Linked DNA regions of Homo sapiens: region 2 is linked to region 1. The links are chromatin loops, found by intact Hi-C in ENCODE. Cell type or tissue: gastrocnemius medialis. All regions are shown on one strand. Each heading gives the region's core, and the rest is flanking DNA. Links, peaks and the distances in the headings are about the cores only. Region 1 has its middle 38 kb from the start of NUB1. Region 2 has its middle 45 kb from the start of AOC1.

Region 1 (8,356 bases), core at 3,226-5,725:
GGGCACAGCCATATTGGATTAGCACAACTTATCTTAATCATCTACACAGATCCTGTTTCCAAATAAGGTCACACTCACAGATATGGGGGGTTAAGACTTTGGCATCTTTTGGGGGACACAACTTAACCCATAAGAGCCGGCTACTCTCCACAAGGGTATTTGGCCCATTCTGTGTATTAAGCACTGTGCCAGCCTCTGAGGGGAGGTGGGATGAATAAGATGAGGGCCCTGCCTCCACGGAGCTGACTCCAGCCTCAGAAGTGCTGCCAGCCTCACTTACCAGCAAACTTTATGCAAAACTGGAAGCCCAAGGCGTTTCTGAACAGAACCTGGCTCTGTGTCTCTCTGGGAGGCGTCTGCCCCCAGGGCTGCTCAGGGCCCTCAGGCAGGGGACAGTCCTGAGGACCCTGACCCAGAAAATACAGAACAGGGAGATGTGAACATTTGGAGAGCATGCGTAATGACCCTGAGCAATTCCATCTTCAACAGGAGCTCAAAATGCAGATCCTGAGTCAAACTGCAAATGGCAACCCCTCCCCTCTGGCCCACTGTCCCCTTTCCCACAACCGGACGCCCTGCGATGCCCCCGAGCTGAGTGCAGATGACCTGCAGATGAATGTCTTTGAGTGTTTATTCCTGAAAGGCTGCCCCTCCCCATGAGGACAAAGGGAGTGAGGGTCTAGAAACATGGGTTCTAAACCCAGCCCTGTCACCAATGAGCAGCGGGACCTTGGGCCAATCCCACCTCCCTCTGGCCTTTGCTCAGAAGTTGGGTGGCTCTAAGGTCCCTTCTGGTGCCATGATTCCGACTCTATGGGGAACACAGGGAGGGCTTGGTGAATCCCCACAAGGGGACCTATACAGCAGGACCCTCCACCCTTCAGTTCCCTGGAGGAAGCAGGATGTGTCCCTACCTTTACCTGCTTATTGGTCTTTCGATCTTTACCTGGTGGGCCTCAGCTGCTCAAGCCTCTTGGCTGTGATTGGGCTTAGGTGAATACAGTGAGGCCATTGTTTTCTCCATGGGATGTCTCAGATTAGGAGCAGAGGGTGGCTCAACCAGCCTTCACAATAGGGATACCTTCTGTACGTCAGCCCTTATCTTGAGTATTGGGCCAGCCCCATCACCTGACCCAGGGCACAGTCACCCACACACCTCGGGGGTCATTACAAGCTCAGTGTTTCCTGCCCCTGAGAGATTCCAGCCCTGCTGTCTGTCCATCTTTTACAAACCAGATGAAGTTTCATCTCCATGAAGCCTTCCTGGATACATTTTTTATATTTTTTTGGCAGGGTCTTGTTCTATCACCCGGGCTGCTGTAGTGCAGTGGTGTGATCTCAGCTCACTGCAACCTCCACCTCCCGGGCTCAAGTGATCTTCCCACCTCAGCCTCCCGAGTAGCTGGAATGGCAGATGCACACTAATTTTTTTTTTTTTTTTGTAGAGACAAGATTTCACCATGATGCCCAGGCTTGTCTCGAACTCCTGGGCTCAAGGGATCCGCCTGCCTTGACCTCCTCAAGTGTCGGGATTATAGGTGTGAGCCACTGCGCCCAGCACTCCTGAATGTATCTTGATGCAGCCAAACAGTATCAACTTCTCCTCCATCTCAGCCACAATACTTATTGCCTGGACTGTATATTGAAGTTCAAATCATATTCTATGTGATATTTAAACACAGCTTCAAACATACAAACCACAAAATGCCACCACCACGTGCCTTGCTGTGGGTGTCATTTCACTCACCGTGTTAAATGCTACCAGAGTTTTCAATCTGCAGACAGGATATTCAGTTCTGGGAAATTTTCATGTATGTTTACAAATAACTTCCTTCCTATTATATACTCGTTTTCCCAAAACTCCAACTTGGACATCCTGGATTTATCTTCTACTTCTAATTTCTCTCCTGAATTCTCAGAGTTGAAAGTTATGAAATACATATTGAAAGAATGCCCCAAATACTCTGTACAATGTAAAATTAGGCCCATTCAAAGCACACTGTCATGAACTCTGGGGATATTGAGGGCACAGAGAAGACTCTACAAGCTTCCAATCCTACATATAGATAGATGTAATAGGAAGGCTGAAGGATAAGAGTGGCCTCAGACTTCTCATCTACAACACTAGAAGGTAGCCATGCCTTCAACACTCTGAGGGGGCTGGGTGAAGTGGCTCATGCCTGTAATCCCAACACTTTGGGAGGCCAAGGTGGGAGGATCACTTGAAGCCAGGAGTTCAAGACTGGCTTGGGAAGCAAAGTAAGGCACCCAATCTCAAAAAAAAAAAAAAAAAAAAAAAAAGTTTAGAAAATTAGCCAGGTGTGCTGGTGCACACCTGTGGTCCCAGCTTCTTGGGAGGCTGAGGTGGGAGGACTGCTTGAGCCCAGGAGTTCAAGATTGCAAAGCTGTGAGCAACACTGCACTCCATCCTGGGCAACAGAGTGAGATCTTGTCTCTAAAATCAAAAACCAAAACTGAGGGAAACTGATACCCGGATAACAATTACATACCCAGCTAAGCTACCAAGCAAGTGTTACGGTAAAATAAAAACAGGGTCAGATATACAAGCTCTCAAAACTTTACCTCTCAAGCATCTTTTTTCAGGAAGCTATGGAAGGACGTACTCAATTAAAATGGGAGAATAAAGGAAGAAACAAGAAAAACGATCCAGGAACCAGGGTCGGCCAACCAAGAGGGAGGCAAGGGCCTCTCTGGGCTGCAGGGCAGAAGCCCCGGGAAAGAGTTCTTCAAAACACTGAAATGAACAGACTATCGGACAGGAATTTATCAAAAGGAGAGTTACACAGCTGGGGAAGAATTTGGTGATAAAATAGCCATAAACATCTGGAGAACTAAGTGAAAGGAAGTTCAAGACAATCAGTAAATCCAGAGAAAAGAAAAAGGTGGCAGAAAGGAAAAATAGTCCTAATATATAGTCCACCGCTCATTTGTGAACAGTAGTTACCTAACCCATCAACATCCATCTGACCCAAGGTAAGAATTCAGTGGCGGATGAGGAGGTAGGAGGGGTGGGGTGGGTGTGAGGAGGAGTTAAGTCCTCCTCTTCCGTAGCCAGTAGGAAACGCTAACGATGGAAATCTGTTGTTTAGAGACATGGAGGCAAAACAGAAGAGAATCAGCTGGAAGAGCTAAGAGCCCCGCTGTGGAGGACAGGAAGTGGGAGGTGGGAACTGCTTTTTTTCAGACATCTCCTGTAACAGCGTGATTCTAAACTGTGTAACTTTTTGTTTGTTTGTTTGTTTGTTTTACAGGAACACGGATTTGATTTTTTTTTTTTTTTTTTTTTGAGACGGAGTCTCGCTCTGTCTGTCGCCCGGGCTGGAGTGCAGTGGCGCGATCTCAGCTCACTGCAAGCTCCGCCTCCTGGGTTCACGCCATTCTCCTGCTTCAGCCTCCCGAGTAGCTGGAACTACAGGCACTTGCCACCAAGCCGGGCTAATTTTTCGTATTTTTAGTAGAGACGGGTTTTACCGTGTTAGCCAGGATAGTCTCGATCTCCTAACCTCGTGATCCGCCCGCCTTGGCCTCCCAAAGTGGTGAGATTACAGGCATGAGCCACTGCGCCCGGCCTTGATGTTTTAATAAAAATACAGTTCTACAAAAGGTGCTTAACACAGCCCCGGACGGGGTTCTCAGGTGGAGTCAGCCCTAGGACCCCTAAAAGACGCACGCAGACAGAGCCTGCTCCCCCCACGCTCCCGCCAGCACCGGGACCCACTGAGAGCCACTGCCGGGTGTCCTTCATATAAAAAAAAAAAAAAAAGGCGGGTGCAGTGGCTCACGCCTGTAATCCCAGCACTTTGGGAAGCTGAGGCGGGCAGATCACCTGAGGTCAGGAGTTTGAGGCCAGCCTGGCCAATATGGCGAAACCCCGTCTCTACTAAAAATACAAAAATTAGTTGGGCGTGGTGGTGCGCGCCTGTAATCCCAGCTACTCGGGAGGCTGAGGCAGGAGAATCATTTGAACCCAGGAGCTGGAGGTTGCAGTGAGCCGAGATCGCGCCACTGCACTCCAGCCTGGGCGACAGAGCGAGACTCTGCCTCAAAAAAAAAAAGATAGAAAGAAAGAAAGAAAGAAACTTACTACACAAAGCTCTTGTTGAAACGGTGTAACTTGGTTGAAATTACAAAAAGCAGGGCCCTAGCGAGTTGCTTGGCCGTGCCGTACGCGCAGGCGCGCCCACTCCCACCCAGCAGGAGGACCCCGCCATCGTCAAGTCGTGACCTGTCATCCACACAGAGGACTGTCGGGGCCAAGTGGCCTCTGACGGGAGTAGGGGGTGAGAATCCGAGGTGGACCCTGGGAGAGCGCAGTTGGCTGGGGTGCTGCGCTGAAGGGGCCTCCAGGGTCAGGGCAGCAGGCGTGAGCCAGTGCCTGGCATGGAGTGGGGCTCCCTCGCCCCTTCCCGGCTGCTGCTCAGCGGCTGATTCCGCGGGCCCGGGGGCGCTCCAAGGGGCGTCGGTCCCGCGACGGCCGCCAGGTGGCGCCAGAGCCCGCCCAGCCGCAGCCCCTGCGCCTGCCAGCCCCGGTGCCCGCCAGCCAACGCCAAACCCAACCCGGCCAGGGTCCTGGGTCTCCCGCCCCTCCCTCAGAGTCTCCGAGGGGCGGGAAATGGTTTCCAAAAGAATTCAAATACATTCAAAAGCAGACCGGATGTAACGAAGAAGCCAGTCCAGGTTCTCTTACACCTCCAGCGGAGCCCCGCCGCCTGTTTCTCTCTAAAAGCAAATCCCAGACGATCCATCATTGCATCTGAAAATATCTCAGTTCCGAACTCTATAAAATAAGGACTCTAAAAAAAGTATAGTCCCGGCCGGGCGCAGCGGCTCACGCCTGTAATCCCAGCACTTTGAGGGGCCGAGCCGTGTGGATCACCTGAGGTCAGGAGTTCGAGACAAGCCTGGCCAATATGAATAAACCGTGTCTCTACCAAAAACACAAAAATTAGCCGGGCGTGGTGGCGGGAGCCTGTAATCCCAGCTACTCGGGAGGCTGAGGCAGGAGAATCACCTGAGCCCCGGAGGCGGAGGTTGTTCTGAGCGGAGATCACATCATTGCACTCCAGGCTGGGCGACAGAGGGAGACCCCGTCTCAAAAAAAAAAAAAAAAAAAAGAAAGAAAGAAAAAAGAAAAAAAATTATAGTCCCTATGTCGTGACCACACACGTTTAACAAATGCGGGTTCCTGGATCAGGAATCTGAGCCCGAGAGGGGACGGGAATCTGAGCCTTGTGACAAGTTTTCCCTGCAAAGTCTTGGGGTGCTGTGTGCAGAGGAACAGGACAGACTCCCCCTGAGCTCTGCTCCAGTACTGCTCCAGAGGCAGATGGAGAGCCGGCGTATCACATGCGGGCATCAGGATGGCATATTTGGGGGAACAGGGGTTTGGGAAGAGCCAGGTCGGATGGAGAGGGCAGGGACAGGCTGGGGAGCCCTGGTCCCACCCACACCCTCCCCACTTGGGGACCTCTCTTGTCTCCAAACATTACTCGGTCAGCCGGACGGTGAGTGGTGCCGTGGATAACAGGTCCCTTCTTGGGCTGCTGTGTCTAGTCCCTTAACTTCAATGCCCTTTTTAAGGCTTAAACCTTAGGTCGTTGCTCTGTTCCAATAGTCACACGTGCTCGAAGAACTGACCTGCTCATTTGGCCCTCAGCTGCCACCACGAGGCTCCCTCCTGGAGCTATTCCTCCCTGGACCGGCCACAGGGGAGGGCCCCAGGCAGCGTGGCTCCTCCAGTCCTGCCGCCTCTCTCATGCCACCTGTGTTTCCGAGCCAGTCCATCCAAGGAAACAGACAAGGTAGCCATGAGCATGAGTAGAGAGGTGCCCACGTTCCGGACCACTCTCGCTGTATTTGTCTCCCATCTCCATCAGAAGACTCCGCTGAGCTCCAAGGCAGGTGGGGTCACAGGCTGAGGCTGAGGACCAGCTGTGTGTTAAAAGCCAGCCAGTCTTGGGCAGAGGACCTCACCTTTCTTGGACGCAGATCTTGGAACCAGTACAGTGGCACCAAGGGCAGGTCTGAGGATTCAAGGTGACATGACAATCTTGAACGCTGAACCCAATGCCTCCCTAAGTGATGTTCTTGTCAAACAAGCTTCTGCCAGACGCTCTCCTCAGACTGTCCATTTTCACTCCAGATCTTTCTGTTCACTCATTTATCCTCTTGGCAAATACGTATTGTGCACCTACTGTGTGCGAGGTGCTAGGGATGCTGCAGCAATCCAACGGGCACCAATCTCCCCTCACAGAGAAGACATACTCCAAAGAGGAAAGGGGCCTCGCTGTGATGACAGGCAGTGCAGGTGTAGACCATGGCCTTGGACAGGGGTTCCAAGTGAGACGTGTTGCAGGGCCTGAGGCAGGCTCACCTAACTCGCCCAGCACCTGCCTGGGGAACCATGGGACCTCTCCCAGCACCCCCAGGCCACATCTCAGGGGAAGGGCACACTGCCTGTTCCCTGGCCCTTCTTTCAGTGTCCTCTCCCCCTCTCTCCCTTTGCTGGTTTCTCCACGCCTCTGGCCCACATGGCATAAAACAGGGTGTCTTTGGAAGGCTGAGGAGGCTTGCTGCAGGCCTGGCCACTTGGGGAGACACCGAGTCAATCAGATGAACTCTGGCTTACCTCCTCGGACCATCAACCATGGCCAGGAAGGTGGGTCACATTGTACCAAAGGCCACTGGGACAAACCTTGCAACTGTGAGGGTGAAGAGAGGAGGTGGGCAAGTTTGGAGGGCTGGGTTCCTGCTAGCTACCACCTCCTAGCCTCCCACTAGGTTTTCTCCCCCACCATAGGGGCCCACTGTACATTCTGCAGAGGAGGAAACTGAGGCATACAGCATGAGTTAGTTTCCCGTGGCTGTTGTAACACATTACCACAAGCTTGGTGGCTTAGAACAGCAGAAATGTATTCTCTCCCAGTTCTGGAGAACTCTGAAATCAGGGATCCAGGGGCTCTAGAGTGGAGTCTTGCTTCTTCCAGCTCCTGTGGCTGCCAGCTTACCTTGGCTTGTTGCTGCATCACTCCAATCTGCATGGCCAGCGTCTTTCAATCTTCTTCCACTCCGTCTTCGCGTGGTCTTCTCCTTGTGTAAAATGTCCCTCTACCTTTCTTATGAGGACATTTCCCACCACATTTAGGGCCCACCTGGACCATCTGGGACAGTCCCCATGTCAAAAGCTTTAACTTAATCACATCTGCAAAGACCCTTTTCCAATAAGGTAAGGTTGACAGGTACCAGCAATGGGGACCTGGTGTCTCTGGGGGGCATTATCAGCCTATGACAGGGACAGGAGTAATGTCCTCAATGGCACACAGCCGATTAGGTGGTGCAGTTGGTGTCTGGACCCGGGTCTGCCTGAGGAACCATGCTGTCACTCAACACATCCTTGTTCCCTTGTGGCCCAGAAGTCTTTATTCAGGGGCCACCATCAGGATGGTTTGTTCCATCCTCAACTCCTGTCACCAAGCAGTCAGGCCACCTGAGTTGAGGATGCTGAGAAAGCTTCGCTGCCTTAAGGCATTTCCCCTCCTGGCCTGACCCAGCACCTGGGCTGTTACCTGGAAGGAGGACTGCAGAGATGGCAGCTGCTGTCTCATCAATTTCCTCATTCTTCATTCCGCAGGGATCTAGCCTCTACAGGGTGGGGCACCAGGACCCACCAAAAGCGGGGCCCTGAGGGCTGGGGCAGAAGAGAACCATTCTGATTGCACCCCTTGGGGCAGGTCTGGAGAAGCGGAGTTTTGGGAGAGAGAAGTAAGAGGACACAGGAGCCTGCCTTGTCCTTCTCCTGCATCTCCAAGAGGAAGCTTTTCAGGCCCACTAGTGTAGGACCAAATGCTGAATTAATGAATCTATTGTTGACCATCTGTTGCAGTTAATATCACAGGGAGAGACAACCCCACAGGGTGCCCCTCCTGGTGGAAAAGCACAGGAGCCCCCCACAGAGGTGCAGCCAGCGAGGTCCAGGCCATGGGAAACCCTGAAGGACAAATGGCCTGCTTCCTCACCCATGCACACACATTCACACATGCACATGCACACATGTGCACATACACTCACACATCCACACATGCATATGCACACATGCACACGCACATTCATGCATGCATATGCACACACACTCACACACGCACACACACACTCACATGCACACACACATTCATGCATGCATATGCAGACACACTCACACATTGACACATGCACATGCACCCACGAGCACACACATTCATACATGCACATGCACACACACATTCACATGCACATGCACACACAAGCACACATACATTCACACATGCACATGTGCACACACATTCAGCATGGACATGCA
Region 2 (6,068 bases), core at 503-3,002, 400 kb after region 1:
GCCTTGGGAGGCCGAGGCAGGAGGATCACTGAGCCCAGGAGTTTGAGACCAGCCTGGGCAACATAGTGAGACCCCTACTCTAAAAAAAAAATTAGCCAGGCATGGTGCACACCTGTAGTCCCAGATATTTAGGAGGCTGAGGTGGGAGAACTGCTTGAGCCCAGGAGTTCAAGGCTGCAGGAGTGACCTGTGATTGCACCACTGCACTCCATCCTGGAAGACAGAGAGAGACTCTGTCTCTAAAATAATAATCATAATAACAAACAGCTCTCAAACTCAGTGCATTATGACAACCAGTGTTAATTACTCTCATACTCACAGGTCTCAGATGGCTATAATTTGGCTGATCCAGGATAGGTGTGGCTGGACGGCCCTGCCTTAGGCTGTAGGTAGCCTGGGTTTGACGCAAGTTCAGGTGGTTGCACCAAGTTTGTCCTGGGGCACAGCAGAGGCTCTCTGGAGGAAGCTCTTCTTACCCTGGACTTCTGGAGTGGAAAGAAGGAGCCAGGCCATGTGGGCGCATGGAGTGCTTCTGCTAGTTCCATCCTCCAACAGCCCCAGGGCCAAAACACGTCAGGTGGTCAAGTCCAACATCAATGAGCAGGGGAGTCTATACGGGAGGAGTGTGAGTATTTGCTGAATAATAATAACCCAGACTGTCACCCGCCACCTCAGAGAGGAGCTGTGAGGACGGAGGGAGTCACTGCCTGGTTTGTGCACATGTTAAATGCTTACCCCATGCTAACTGATACGTGGAGGATGTAGGGATGGGTCAGATTCTCAAGGTCTTGATAAATCACGTTGAAAATTTTGGGAGCCATGGAGGCTTCAATCAGAAGGGTGACAGGGTTTGATCTGGATTTCAGAGCAACCCCTCTGGAAGCCGCGTTGAGGTTGGTCTGATGGAGGCGAGACTGGGGTCTCAGGGTGATGAGCAGTAAGTCATCATGGGGAAAGGAAAGATGGAACGAATTCAGGAAATGCTGGGAAGGTGGGACTCACGGGTAGATGGCAGAGGGGCTGTGTGGAGGGAAGCAGGTGCCTAGGCTCTCGGTTCTTGGCTTGGGTCAAGGGACATGATGATAGACCCTGGGCTGGGGAGCACAGGAGGAAGGGCTGGCCTGTGCAGGGGATAGAGGAGGTGATAAACCGGCTTAGACATGTGGAGTGTGAGGTTCTCACAGGACGTTTAGGTAGAGGTACAGGTCTTGGCGTGTAAGAGAAGAATATGGACATGGGACATATATTTGGGAGTCAAATCGGTTAAGGGGCAGGCAGGAAGTGAGCCCCAGTTATTGAGGTTTCCAGGGAATGGGAAATATGCTGGGTTGGCGCAGGGGAACTCCAGTGGCGCATATTCACATGTGGCTGACGTCGCCGTGAGATAGCCATCCTCATATTCTTCTTCTAAACTAAAGCCTGAAATTACTTGGGGGTGGCAAAGCCCAGCAAAAGAGCCCACCCCCAGCCTCCATGGCTAAGGCTTGGCCAATGAGTTGTAAGACAAGTGATGTCTGTGAATTCCGGCAAAGCACAGTGAAGGTAGCCATACCCTTCTCTGTCCCCTCCTCCATCCTACTGCCTGACTTGTATGAGATGGCTGGAGCTCTGGCAGTCACCGTGGACTAGGAGGCTGGGGGCTACATCCCAGGTGGAGGCCGTGAGGAGGAAGGAGGCTGCGTGCCCTAGGCCTTCATGGGGCCCCTAAGCCACTCAGGACTGTGTTTACAGAGAAACACGACTGTCTCTTGTTGAAGCCGCTGTGAACACATTTTTCTGTTCCATTCAGCTGAACTTGGTCCACAGGGAGCCATTTTGAGTCTGCCGTTCTTGGTCAAGCCTCACCCCGGGGGCATTTCCAGCCTCTGTTTTCTCCGCGGGATTAATAAGAGGCAGCCGTGCCCGGTCCAGTCGCCGCGAGGTGTTGTGCGCCACCTGGTGGTCGCGTGGCAGACAGCATTCCTCCAAGCGAGACAGCACCAGCGGCTAAAATGCAGCTATCTGCACCTCGAACCCAGCCCATCTTTTAGCCAATGACAAGCCAAGTGCCCCAGAGTCCTGCATGGCAGTGGACGCTGACAAGAACTCCAGGAATTCCAGATTGCATGGAGCTTCTCGGCTCAGGTGTGTTTTCGGAATCAACTGCGGGCAGTTTCCAAGGAGCCAGTTGGCGGTCCCTGCGTCTCCTCGTCCAGGTCGTGAACTTCTGTACTAAAGGATTCCATGTGACCCCTCTGCTGCAGACTCTGGTCTCAGAGCAATAGTGAGAGCTGGAGAGAAGGGAGGGAGATGACTCACTGCTTTACTGAGCAGGAAATTAACACCAAGGGAGCCTAACCTGGCAGCAGCCTGGAAAAATTGGTTTGCGGTGGTTTGAGCAGTGGGCAAAGTGGGTTTATGTGGGCGAGCTTATTAACACTTCCTTTTGCTGACTGCGGGTACAAGCTTGAAATGGCCAACAGTGCAGCAAATAGAGACCAAGTTGCAAAAATGAGTCTTCATCTCACTGAAGTTTGAGAAATTGCAGAGGCTCGTGGAGAGACTCCTGGTGCCAGGACACGCAGGTCTCCACCCAATCTGGCCACTCTGTGTGTGACCCGGGGCCCGTCCTCTGTCTCCAGGCTCCCCTTGCTACATGAGGTGGCCGGAACACTGCCTGGGTTTTGAGGCCAAGGGTTTGTAGGTGTTGGTGAAGAGAAGGGGCCCCCAGGCTAGGTGAGGGGACCTCAGTTACCTCCCCCTTTCCCAATCATCCTTTTCTGAGGCCACCTTCAATTGCTACCCTATCCTAAAAGGCCTCGAAAAGCAACAGGCTCTGGTGTCCCGACATCTTCTGGTTTCCTCTTCTTTCTGTGAAACAACTGAGTCTCAGCTTTTCTCATTTGCATCCCCACCTGGCAGCTGAAGAGCCGCAAACAAAATAACACCTGCTTTACATGAAGGGGAAGTGACTTGGGGCTGGAGTGAGAGGTGGGCCCGGGTCATAAGTCCTTGTTTGTTTTCTTCTTTCCTTACACTGCTTGGTGGGTTCTTCGTGGTCCTCCGCAAAGAGGGTTTGGGAATGGCGGGTGTCTCTCTCACTCGGAGCCAGCCCCTGTCTCTCTTCTGCACTGTTCCTGAGCCTGGGGTGGGTGTCTGGAGCGAATGGACTGGATTCCTCCCCAGCCCCAGGGTCTCTGTCTCTGGTGAGGGGCAGGTGGCTGTGTGTTGAACAAGCCTCTCCCTCCTCTGATCCACAACCAAACACATACAGGGATGTCCCGGGTAACTCTGGGAGTGTCCCTGTCTCTGGCCCTGCATTCTGGGGTCTGTGAACTGCAAATTGCTAGATGGAGGGATCTGCCTACCCCAAAGGGGAATTTCCAGGGAGAGGGATCTGTCCACCCCAAGGGGTGTGGCCAGGGATCCTCCTCCAGGAGATGAACCCCACAGACATGACTTTGGGTCCAAGCACCATCAATGCCATTTCCTGGGGCTGCATGGCTGGGAACCAGTTTGCCGACCAGTCGGAGCTAGATAGGGAGGGGGCAGGGCCGAAGTGGAGGTCTCCCCCTTTCCTTTCACTGCCTTTCTACATGCGGTGCTGGTCCTGGATCTGTTGTCCTGAGACTCTACACTTGTCCTCTCCCTCCTCTGCCATGTCTTGTGGGGACAGACCCCTGCAAGTGGTATCTCCCACACTTCCAGGTTCCACCCATGGGAGGCCTGAGCATGAGACAGAGGGGGCTGGACCTTCTCTCCCTTTCTCTCCAGCTGCGACAGACAGGCCCCCAGGGCTCCCAGCTTCCACTGGTGACCCGGCTGCAGGGTCTGGGAACTCCACGCCCTCCCTCTGCCCCTGCCTCTCTGGGCATTGCTGTCTCTGGAGTACCCACCCTGTTTATCTCTTAGTTCACCCATCCTCCCAGCTTCCAGTTCCCTGAAGTCCAGTGTCTCCGTGCTAAGTCTCCCAGCAGTCCCTGATTCCCAACCCGTGTGTCTTGCTGGATCTTCCTTCCCCACCTTAATCAGGCTGGCGCAGATCCCACCATAGTTTTTTGATTGTGTTTGTGTGTGAAACAGGTCTGTCAAGTTCAACCAACATCTGACATCCAGTTCAGTTTTGCCTCTCCTCCCAGCTCTGCTGGACCCCAGGTCCAAGGCTCCTACCCTGGGGAGGGGCAGGTCTGGCCGTCCCCTCCTCTCTTCCTCTCCCACACCTGCTGATGCTCCTGGGGCCAGGATGGAGGGGAGGGGGCTTGGAGGAAAAGTGGCCCCACTGGCGTGGCCATTTTTGCTTACATGGACCCTTGGGCTCTGGGTGGCTGATATGCAACACTGGCTCTTCTGCTGGATGCAGGTGTGTGTTCTTCCGAGCATCATGGACCTGGACCTGCACAGTGCCCTGATGACCTGTCCCCTGCTGTCCACCCCACAGCCTCTAACTGCATAGTTCTCCTCGTCTGCCTGGCTGCCCTCTTAGAAGGGGGTGTTACTGGATTCCTGTGGCCACCACCACAAGGTGCATAAACTGGGTGACTCAAAACAACAGAAATGTATTCTTTCATGGTTCTGGAGGCCAGAAGGTCAAAATCAAGGTGTTGGTAGGGCCACGCTCCTTCTGCAACCTCTAGGGGAGCATGCTTCCTTATCCATCTGGCTTCTGGTAGCCCCAGGTGTTTCATGGTTTGTGAAAGCATCACTGCAATCTCTGCCTCTGTCTGCATATGGGCTTCTTCTTTGAGTGTGTATGTGTCTCTCTGTGTCTTCTCTTCTTCTTATAAGGACACTGGCCATTGGATTAGGGTCCACGCTACTCTAGCGTGACCTCGTCTTAACTGATCACATCTGCAAAGACCTGTTTCCAAATAAGGTCACAGTGATAGGTACCAAGGGTTAGAACTTCAATATATCTTTTTGGAGGACACAGTTCAACCCACAACAGGTGCAGACACACCTTGGAAATATTGTGGGTTCACTTTCAGACCCCGCAATAAAGCAAATATTGCAATAAAGTGAGTTATAAAAATCCACTGGTTTTCCAGTGCATATAAAAGTTATGTTTATATTATACTGTGGCCTATTAAGTGTTCAATAGCATTATGTCAAAAATACAATGTACATACTTTAAATTAAAAAAATCTTTATTGCAAAAAAATGCTAACAATCATCTGAGCGTTCAGTGAGTCATCATCTTTTTCCTGGTGGAGGGTTCTGCCTTGGTGTTGGTGGCTGCTGACTGATCAGGGTGGTGGTTCCTGAAGGCTGGGGTGGCTGTGGCAATTTCTTAAAACAAGAAAACAATGAATTTTGCCACATCAATGGACTGTCCTTTCATAATATATTGCCTTGTAGCATGCAATGCTGTTTGGTAGCATTTTACCCAAGGTAGAACTTCTTTCAAAATTGGAGTCAATTCTCTCAAACCCTGCTGCTGCTTTATCAACCAAGTTTATGTCATATTCTAATTTTTTTGTTGTCGTTTCAACAATGTTTACAGCGTCTTTACCAGGAGTATATTCCATCTAAGGAAACAGGCAGGATGTGGTGGCTCATGTCTGTAATCCCAGCCTGGAATCATCCCAGGCCTAGGTGGAAGGATCACTTGAGGCCAGGACTTTGAGACCAGCCTGGGCGACATAGTGAGACCCTGCCTATATATAAAAAAAAAAAAGAAAGAAAAAGAACCAGGCATGGTAGCATTCACTTGTTCTAGCTATTTTGGAGGCTGAGGTGGGAGGATTACTTGAGGAGCTTGAGGCTGCAGTGATTCATGATTACATCACTGCACTCCAGCCTGGGCAACAGAGCAAGACTCTGTCTCAAAAAAGAAAATAAAAAAGAAAGAAGAAACTGTTTTCTTTGCTCATTCATAAGAAGCAACACCTCATCCATTCAAGGTTTTTTTTTGTTTGTTTTGTTTTGAGATGGAGTCTCGCTTTGTTGCCCAGGCTGGAGGGCAGTGGCACAATTTCAGTTCACTGCAACCTCTGCCTCCTGGGTTCAAGTGATCTCCTGTCTCAGCCTCCTGAGTAGCTGGGACTACCGGCACATGTCACCATGCCCTGCTAATTTTTGTATTTTTGTAG

What was found. A loop is a pair of places that touch in the nucleus more often than their neighbours do. Peaks named below come from ENCODE experiments on the same cell type or tissue, not always from the same donor. Only the 100,000 strongest peaks of a DNase experiment are listed, where the experiment ranks them.
Region 2: it touches region 1 in a loop (6-fold over the local background); 2 of 110 quality-filtered maps call a loop at or near these places.

The regions. Positions count from the first base shown.
Region 1 is chr7:151,299,767-151,308,122 of GRCh38, reverse strand. No RefSeq gene overlaps it. Among named protein-coding and RNA genes, the nearest start is that of NUB1, 38 kb to the left of the region's middle. RefSeq lists a silencer at 4,420-4,589 and an enhancer at 3,931-4,789. In gastrocnemius medialis, for the core only: a CTCF peak has its summit at 4,488 (motif pointing right); no DNase peak of the experiment used is centred there; H3K4me3 peaks cover 862 bases; H3K27me3 peaks cover 673 bases.
Region 2 is chr7:150,894,526-150,900,593 of GRCh38, reverse strand. No RefSeq gene overlaps it. Among named protein-coding and RNA genes, the nearest start is that of AOC1, 45 kb to the right of the region's middle. RefSeq lists silencers at 1,836-1,895, 1,913-2,073 and an enhancer at 1,779-2,073. In gastrocnemius medialis, for the core only: a CTCF peak has its summit at 1,932 (motif pointing left); a DNase peak (open chromatin) is centred at 1,913.